2 separate regions of the Mus musculus genome follow, and region 1 is linked to region 2. A link is a contact called in ENCODE POLR2A ChIA-PET data. All regions are on one chromosome and are shown on one strand. Each heading gives the region's core, a stretch centred on a gene start or an enhancer-like site at or near the end of the contact. The rest is flanking DNA. Distances are from core to core; before and after follow the strand shown.

What was found. ChIA-PET counts read pairs that join two places held with the same protein, here RNA polymerase II (POLR2A).
Region 1: POLR2A ChIA-PET joins it to region 2 with 13 read pairs in embryonic stem cell. The contact joins the promoter of Grn here to the promoter of Asb16 in region 2. POLR2A ChIA-PET finds 5 or more read pairs at or near these places in 4 of 5 experiments (Patski and embryonic stem cell).

The regions. Positions count from the first base shown.
Region 1 is chr11:102,428,751-102,432,798 of GRCm38, forward strand. It overlaps Grn (granulin), which reads left to right and starts at 1,757. Exons shown (of 13, transcript NM_008175.5): 1 at 1,757-1,790.
Region 2 is chr11:102,266,126-102,270,556 of GRCm38, forward strand. Asb16 (ankyrin repeat and SOCS box-containing 16) reads left to right here and starts at 2,626. Exons shown (of 5, transcript NM_148953.3): 1 at 2,626-2,998. The coding sequence starts at 2,698.

The DNA of each region.
Region 1 (4,048 bases), core at 507-3,006, 160 kb after region 2:
AGAAACCCTTTCTTGATAAACAAAACCAGGTGGACAGATCGACTGTCCAAATGTTGTTCTGTGAAATATGCGCTCCCTCCTTCAGACGGAAACCAGAACCTCTCGTGTTAGATTAGAGCAATGCCATTAAGCTGTAGCCCCAGAAGTTTGTTCTACCTTTTTATTATTTATTTCAAGCGATTGCGTATGTAAGTCTGGGGGTGCGCTAATGCTATGGTGTGTGTGCAGAAGTCAGAAGTCGTGGTTTCTGGGAGTCATTTCTGTCTTGTGAAACAAAGGAAGCAGGTTTGTTAAGCTTTTACCTGCTCCCCATTTTATTTCCCCTTGAGGCAGTGCTGCGTCTAGGATGTAGCTCAGTTGGTAGCACTTGTAGCTCAGCATGCTCAAGGCCCTAGGTCTAATCCCAGCAGCACAGAAACTAAACACGGCAATCTGCACTTGCAATCGTGGCGCTTGGGAGATGGGGGCAGAAAACTGAGAAGTTCTGTGTCAGCTATCTATCAAGCTGAAGCTCGTCTGGAACACAGGAAACCCTGACTCAGAGGGTGAGCTGCAATGTTGCTGAGTCTGGTTTCCAACTCCTGGGGTTCAGCAGCACCCCTTCCTCAGCCTCCGCAGATGGCTGTGTCTCACTAGAAGCATAAGCAATGGTCTGTTCTGGGGACACCTGTATGAATGTCATGGAACACCTATGCTAACACCATCAGGATGCAGAATGATGCACCAGTCTTACACACTTTCTGGGACTCCAGTGTAAGAAGCCCTCACGGAATTCCACAACCCTGCATGCACTCCTCTCTATGTAAGACTCCCACTGTCCTGAACTGTATGGCTGACCCCCATGGTCTCTATTCACCCACCATAACAATTCCTCGAAGGTGGGGACAGCTGAAACAAGGAAACCCCTTCCATCTCGACAGCCACCAGCCTACTCCACAGGCAGTGCCACACACTTGGCTAATGCCCTTATCTTGAACGTGGCTTTCAACCCTTGCTAGAGGCTGTCTGTAAAGAACAAGATATAAACTACCCAAGGAAAGGATTCACTGTCTTTCCCAATCTAGTTTCAAGTTCCTCTGTCCCACCTTATCAGCCTCTTAAAATTCTTTCAGCTTCAATTTAATGCAGTGCTATCAATATGGATTTAAATCTCTTCTTCCCCCCAGTTTGAGCCAATCTCCTGCCTCCTCCCTACACACATCTACAGTGCCCGGTACTCGCCCTTGAACCTTTATTAGATTTAGTCTAAGCCACTCTCCCCATTCAAACCTGGGGACTATTTATCTTCACCCTCACAACCATCTTCCAACTGGTTTCGAGTCCTTGTCTGCCAGGCGTGAAGAGACAGGAATGTACAAAAGTCCCGATCCAGAAGCAGACACCCTCCAGTAAACGACCTTGAACGCGTGCCCTCAGGGCAGCTCTCCTAACTGTGGGTGCCCTTAGGCATGAGGTGTCTCATCTCTGCAACACTCTGCCGCCAGAACCCAAACCAGCAAGCTCTGCCCTGGGGGAGGCGGGCTATGTTGTCATATGATTCTCTAATCACATGATCCCTAGAAATGGGGTGTGGGGAGAAAGAGGAAAGGGAGGAGGAATGTGAACTGAGTAGAAAAGAAACACAGCATTCCAGGAGAGTCCCGCCTCTACGTAGACAAGTAACCAATGGAAGCCCTGGATCTCCGAGCAATGGCTAATGGAAATTGAGGTGGGCGGGCCATCGTGCGGCCAAGCCCTAGTCCTGGAGCTGACCGCCAGATGCCTCCCAGGGAGCCCGGACCCCGACGCAGGTAGGAGGACCCTCTGCAGACAATCTCCCCGGCTACTGTCCAGAGGTCCAGAGGCCTGACCAGGCTGCCTGTGCAATTGAGGGTCCTCTGGAGTCTCAGCTCAGAGACAAGAGAAGACCTGCCTCTTGAAACTCCCCTAGGGGTTTCTGATGCACTAACGAGGTTGTTTTTTTCTTTTCTTTTTTGGAGGGGTGGGGGCAGTTGTTGTAGAGACACCTCCCCGCACCCCCTCCCCCCCAATAAGAGGCTTCTCTTGCCCAGCATGTCGGAAAGCTGCAGGCCTTTCTCCAGGACAGGAACCACCCCACTCTTGGGCCAGCTCCTCTCTTGTCCGTACTTCCCACCTCTGTCTCCAGGTCCGGCTCTTTCTCTTTCGGACGCTGCAAGTGTTCTCTGCGGCGGCGTGCATTGGGTGGGGATCTCCGGCCCTTGGCCCCCAGAGCTCAAAGGGGTTGCGAGCAGGACCAGGGCGTGATGGCTGAGTCCCTGGGTTGTGTCAGCTTTATTTCCTTTCTTGGGGGGCGAGAGAGCTAATTTCCGCCTCTCCCCGCCACTTTTCCCCCGCTGCCTCTCATCTGGATTGGCTCACCTTTTAGGAAATTCATTTCCCCTCGACACTCAGAGTTGGGGGGTGCCACCTAGTGGAAGATGTCGGAGCTAGGGCTTTGAAAGGCTCCAGTTCTCCCTAGCTGTGTAGTGTAGAGGTGGCCAGGGGCTCACCACTCCCTAGCCCCGTTGAGAGGAACTGGGTCTTCCCTACCCCTTCCTGGTTAGGAGATGGCCTCTGGGATGTTCTTTGAATTAGGTGAAAGGGCACTTGAAAAGACCTAGAGAAGGAAAGAGAAAGATGGCAGATCCTTCTATGTAGCCCAGGCTGGCCTGGGATTCACCTTATAGCCCAAGTTGGCCTGGCACTTGCAACCCTCCTACCTCAGCCTCCCAAATGCTGGGATCAAAAGCATGCCTGCCATGTGTGGGTGGCATTTCCTGTCTTTCATAGCCACCAGTGTCCAGGCAGAGAAGAATTGAGACACAGGGAGCAATTTCTGACATAGAGTGTCACTTCCAGGACTAAAACCCAAGTCTCTGTACCTACTTTTTAAATATTTTATTATTATTATTATTATTATTATTATTATTTTTTTTTTTTTTTTTTTTTTTTGGTTTTTCGAGACAGGGTTTCTCTGTGTAGCCCTGGCTGTCCTGGAACTCACTCTGTAGACCAGGCTGGCCTCAAAACCAGAAATCTGTCTGCCTCTGTCTCCCAAGTGCTGGGATTAAAGGTGTGCACCACCACCGCCCGGCTCCCACCCTGTTTCTATCCTGCTTGGGTCACCTGCCAGAAAAATGCTCTGTCCTGTCCTGTTTGGACCTCTGGCCTCTGGGATTCAGGGTCCTTCTCTGACAATATTCAGGGAGACCAGTTGGCATATGAACCCAGTCCCATATCCCGTCTTTTTTCCCTGACTTGATCCTTAGGCATGGATTTGAAAAGTGAAAGTAATATTATAATTACTGTTTTGCATAGTTGTTGCAGAGAAATACAGTAAGGAGAGGGAGAAAGACTCCCTAGAGGGTCTTTGAATATTGTTGGGTCATTCTGGGTTGCTGGGTAGGCCAGCTGGGCTGGGGAAAGGCTTATTAGGGAAGTGAGAGGCTCGGTTCCTCCTGCTGAGGCAGTGAGGCACTGTGCTGGGTCTTCCCACTTGCAGCTGAGTTTCGGTTTCTGAGGGGGGAGAGACGGAGGCGGTCCGTTTGAGGTGCCCTGGTGATGTCGGGAAGGGCTCACCATGAAGTTAGCTTTAAGGCTGATCCAGTCTCTGTGTCCCCTTCCCTTGGGTGGGGTGGGGGGACAGTTGTGGGTAGGCGGTGGCTGGCCCATAGGGAAGCCAGACCAGACCCCACTGACCACTGCACTTCTGTTTTTACAACTTTCTCCACTGCTCGGTTTCCCATATGATCATGTGACTGATGACTGTCCCTCTCCATCCCCCAAGGCTTTTGAAAGCTACAGGTGGCAGTTCAGTGCCGGCAGTGGGGCTGGCCATCCTCCTGTGTCTGCTGAGGTCTCCTCTGCCTCCCAGTTAGCCCACAGTCCCATAGATAAAGCCACAAAAGCCACATGCCTTCCTGACTGCCATACCCCGTGCCCCCCCCCCCCACTTACCCAGAGTCTCAGCCGTATGTGAGGCCATGAATCCACACGTGTTCATGCCCACAGTGTGTGCCAGCTGACGCATGTGCGCTTGCTGCACACT
Region 2 (4,431 bases), core at 1,376-3,875:
AGGGCGGCACAGGATTCCCCGGCTCCTTGCACTTTCCCGTGCTCCCCTCCCTCCTCTGCCTGCTGCTATGCCGAGCTCTGCCTCTAGCGTAGGCCTGGGCCAGGCCCATCTAGGTGGTCCTGTCAACCAAACCACCTTGTGTTTGCAATCGGTCACCTTGAGCCCTGGTCCCTCCTGCCCAGTCTCAACTAAGGCCAAACTGTTTGCTATCCTAGTTTGTCGGTGCTTCACTGCACCTCGGACTGAGCTAGGAGGCCGACTGAGCTCCAGATCCCCTGGCACTGGTCCCTCCAGATCAACTTCTGCCCCCAGCCCCCCACCCCCACCCCCGTCCTTTCCCTGCCGTCCAAGCCTACACAGTGGTATCTCTGAGGGACAAAGCTGTAGTGAGTACTTTTCAGGCTGCTGAGGCAAGAAAGCAGGGCAGAGGTTAGGCTCTGACTGTTAGATGCCTGGGGAGCGAAGGGACACCCACCACTTTGGCCCTCCTCGACCCCACCCAGCTTTGCCACACTCCCAACCCTGGGAACTCAGCTGTGGGTGCTCCGCTAGGCAGTCAGCGGGGCAATTAAAACATGGTATGGCTTCCAGTGGGGTTAATCATAGCTGCGTCCATAGAGGTGCCTTTCTCTGAGGATCTTCAAACCCTCACTAGGCATGATCTCACTCTTCATCTGGGACCCCCTCCCTGGAACACCACCAAGAAGCTGGGGCCAAGCACAGACTGACTGAACAGAGGGTGAGGGACGTGCCGGAAAAGGCCCAGGTCACTGCCACCCACTCTGGGTGGTGGGTGAGTGTTTGTTCTGGCAGAGAATAGGGACCTTCATTCAATGTTCAGAGAGGCCAGCCTGCCATGAGCCAAGGGCTCCTAAACATTGTGTCAAGACCGACCATGCCAGGGCCTGCCCCAGAACCCACATTTAGCATGGTAGAATGATGTCTCTGGCATGGGTACTTTGCCAAACCCATCCGATGGCCTTCTAGTTGAGTAGCTACTGCAGGCACACCTCCACACAGCAGAGTGCCTTGAATGGGTGAGTTAGGAGACCCCAAGCCACTGGGACAGCAGGGAAGGGTAAAGGACCTGGTGAGAATGCTGTGTGGCATGGGGCCAGACCAGGGATTCGGGATTTCTCTGGAAGAGCCTGAGCCAAACTGCAGACATTTTTAAGGAAAAGTGACCTTCTTGGATAGGTGATTGTGACAGGGCTGAGTGTGGTCAGAGGAAGGAGACACAGGCTAGACCCATCCAGGCTGGAGGCTAGGAACTGAAGCTGAGGACAAAACTGTAGGAGAGACATTCTGTGTGGGAGCCTGCGGCCAGGGGGAAGTGAGAGATACAGAGGAGGAGAAGGTTGCTGGAGAGTGGGTGGGAGCAAGCACCGGGAGCAAGGAGGGACCCACATGGCATTGCCAAGACACTGCAGAGCCTGCAGTCTTGAAGACAGAAGCCCGCTGACATCCCTCCACCCTCCCCTGCCAGCTAATCGACCAGCTGTTGTTGTTTCCGCGGCCTCATTCCTCCCCCTAGAGGCTCCTGGAAGTACAGCCATTTCCTCCTAAAGCGAATGGGGCGTAGTTTCCCAAAAGTCTCATCCCTTCAGTCTCCACTTCCAAGGTCAAATCCCTGGACACATCCGCAGTCAGGCACGTGATTCCCCTAGAAACCAGGGAGGGAAAAAAAAAACTAGTCACTGAAGGTAGAGACCGTGCCCAGTTTCGGCATGAGGGGACAAGAAGAGGATTTGCTCAACTGTCTACCCAACATAGCACTACCCTCTAGGGTACTTATCTAAAGTGTGGCCCACTGGAGGCCTTGGCACACCCCCACAAGCTATGTAACTTTGAGTCAGTTTTACCTTTTTAAGACTTAAATTCCACCCAGGTGTGGTAGTGTATCCCTTTAATCCCAGCATTCCTGAGGCAAAGGGAAGTGGATCGCTGAGTTCAAGGCCAGTCTGGTCTACAGAGCTAGTTTCAGGACAGCCAGGACTACACAGAGGAACCCTGTCTCAAAAAACAAAAACAGCAGCACTGCCAACAACAAAACCTTACGTCCTGTAAGTCTCTATCCATCTCAGGTGCTGAACTGAAATTCTTAGCTTGGCCTCATTTCCTGACCAAATCTGTCTTGTATTACAACACTGACTGGTCATCTGAGTAGAGATGGATCTGAGAGTGATTTCAGTTCTAGAAAGCATGGTGTGTGTGTGCAGTGGTTGCTGTTATTTCAAATTCAGGAAGAGTGGTTTGGCTTCTTGGAAGCTCTCTCCACTTCCCCAGACTGAGGTCTATGGGCCATCCTGGGCTTCTACCCTTTTTACCAGCCAATACTTCAGAGGCTGCAGGACCCTGGTCCTTCCTCTACCCTGTCCTGCCCACCCATCTCATGGTTGACTGCTTTGACTAGAAGGCTCACTCCAGAGAAGTGGGGTCCAGGAGTGACCTTTGGCTGAGGCCCTGTTGACCAACAAAAGGGTACCAGCAGGGTCAGAGGCTGGCCCAATACCATCTGCATTAAGATCATGACTCTAGGCAAACTGTTTACCAATGCAGTGAGGGGCCTATTTATAGCCTCAGCTGTTTCTCCAGCTTACCAAGAAGGGGGCAGGGTGGCTCCCCAGAGCAAGGTGCTAGCTGGGACAAGGAACGATTCTCTGCCTAGGTGGCACTGCCCAGACCACTGGACCCCTCATGGCAGGGGAGAGCTTTCCTTTCACATCCTCCACACTGCGTGCTCTCCGCCTGCAGAGAGAGTGGCTGGACTGGGAGGACAGGAGGAGAGCTGCTGCCCAGCAGTGCCGCAGGCACAGGGACCTCCCTTGTCCCCAGGCCCAGCTCCTTAGGCCTCGCCGCTCCTGCCGAGACCCAGCTGTCCACAATGCCCTGTTCTCTGGGGACCTACAGCAGCTCCAAATCCTGTTCCAAGATGAAGACGCTGCCAATATGATTGTGGAGACTGTGAGCAACCAGCTGGCCTGGTCAGCGGAACAGGGTAGGGAACACCACCTAGGAGGACAGAAGAGGGACAGGAGTGGGGGTTGGGAAGGGAAGAAGAATCCATACGCCACTTCTCCGTAAAGAGCCTAGAACGGACCCATAGTCACCCATATTAACTCTTTCCTAAACAGTTGAGGCCAACCACGGTTTTCCTCAAACTCATAGAGATCCACCCGCCTCTGCCTCCTTCATGTTGGGATTAAGGGTGTGAGCCACTATGCCCACCCTCCAAATTTTTTTGGTTTTTTTTTTTTTTTTTCACTATAGCCCTGGCTGTCCTGGAACTCACTTTGTAGACCAGGCTGGCTTCCAACTCAGAGATCTGCCTGCCTCTGCTTCCTAATCTGCTGGGATCAAAGGTGCATCTTACCACCACCTAGCTAAAGTTATATTCTCTCTCTCTCTCTCTCTTTTTAAAGATTTATTTATTTATTATATGTAAGTACACTGTAGCTGACTTCAGTTGCACCAGAAGAGGGCATCAGATCTCATTACCAATGGTTGTGAGCCACCATGTGGTTGCTGGGATTTGAACTCAGTACCTTCAGAAGTAGTCAGTGCTCTTAACCGGCTGAGCTATCTCGCCAGCCTTAAAGTTATATTCTCATATAACACATATACAGATTGTAAATTTTGGCTTTGGTTAATTATATGCACTATATTACTATAGCGTTATATATATGAAAATATACACACATACATATATATCCATGTTTCTCTTACAGTTTCCTGCTATAGTAGACAGTTTTTATGAAACTCATATGCAATTTTTCCTTACCATTACTGACTTTGGGGGTTAGGGAGTGGTGTTGTAGGGAGAAAAGCCAAGCCCCTCCTGCTGAGCCACCCCACCAGCCCCATCTTATTTGGGGGCTAGAGGATTGAACTCTAATTTGAATGCTAATAACCATTGTCTTCGCCACTGTGCTCCGGCCACAGATGGCAAGCTTTTTAAATTTTGAGACAGGGTCTTGTTATTTACCCAGGCTGGCGTTCAATTCATTCCATAGCCCAGGGAGATCTTGTACCTGTGAGCCTTCTGCCTCAGCTTTCCGAGTGACTGGGGTCATGTGCTTGTCCCTTCAGGTCCTGTTCAGTTCATTATTGACAGGTTTGTTTTTGAAACAGGAACACACACTCTTTCTCTCTCTCTCTCTCTTGCTCTCGCTCTCTCGCTCTCTGGGCCAGGCTGGCCTTGAACTTGTGATCTTTCTACCTCCTGCTCCTAAGTGATAGATCGCAACCACACACTTCCACACCTGGCCACATGCAGCATTAGAAGCTGACATTGTTTCATGGGCCATCTTTCCATGTCAGCGACCTTAGGTCTATAGAATACTTGAAAACTGTACAGAGAGACATCTGGACTTATAGAACTACTCTCCAGAGAGAATGGTAGATTTATAATTTTTTTTCTCTTTTTAAAAA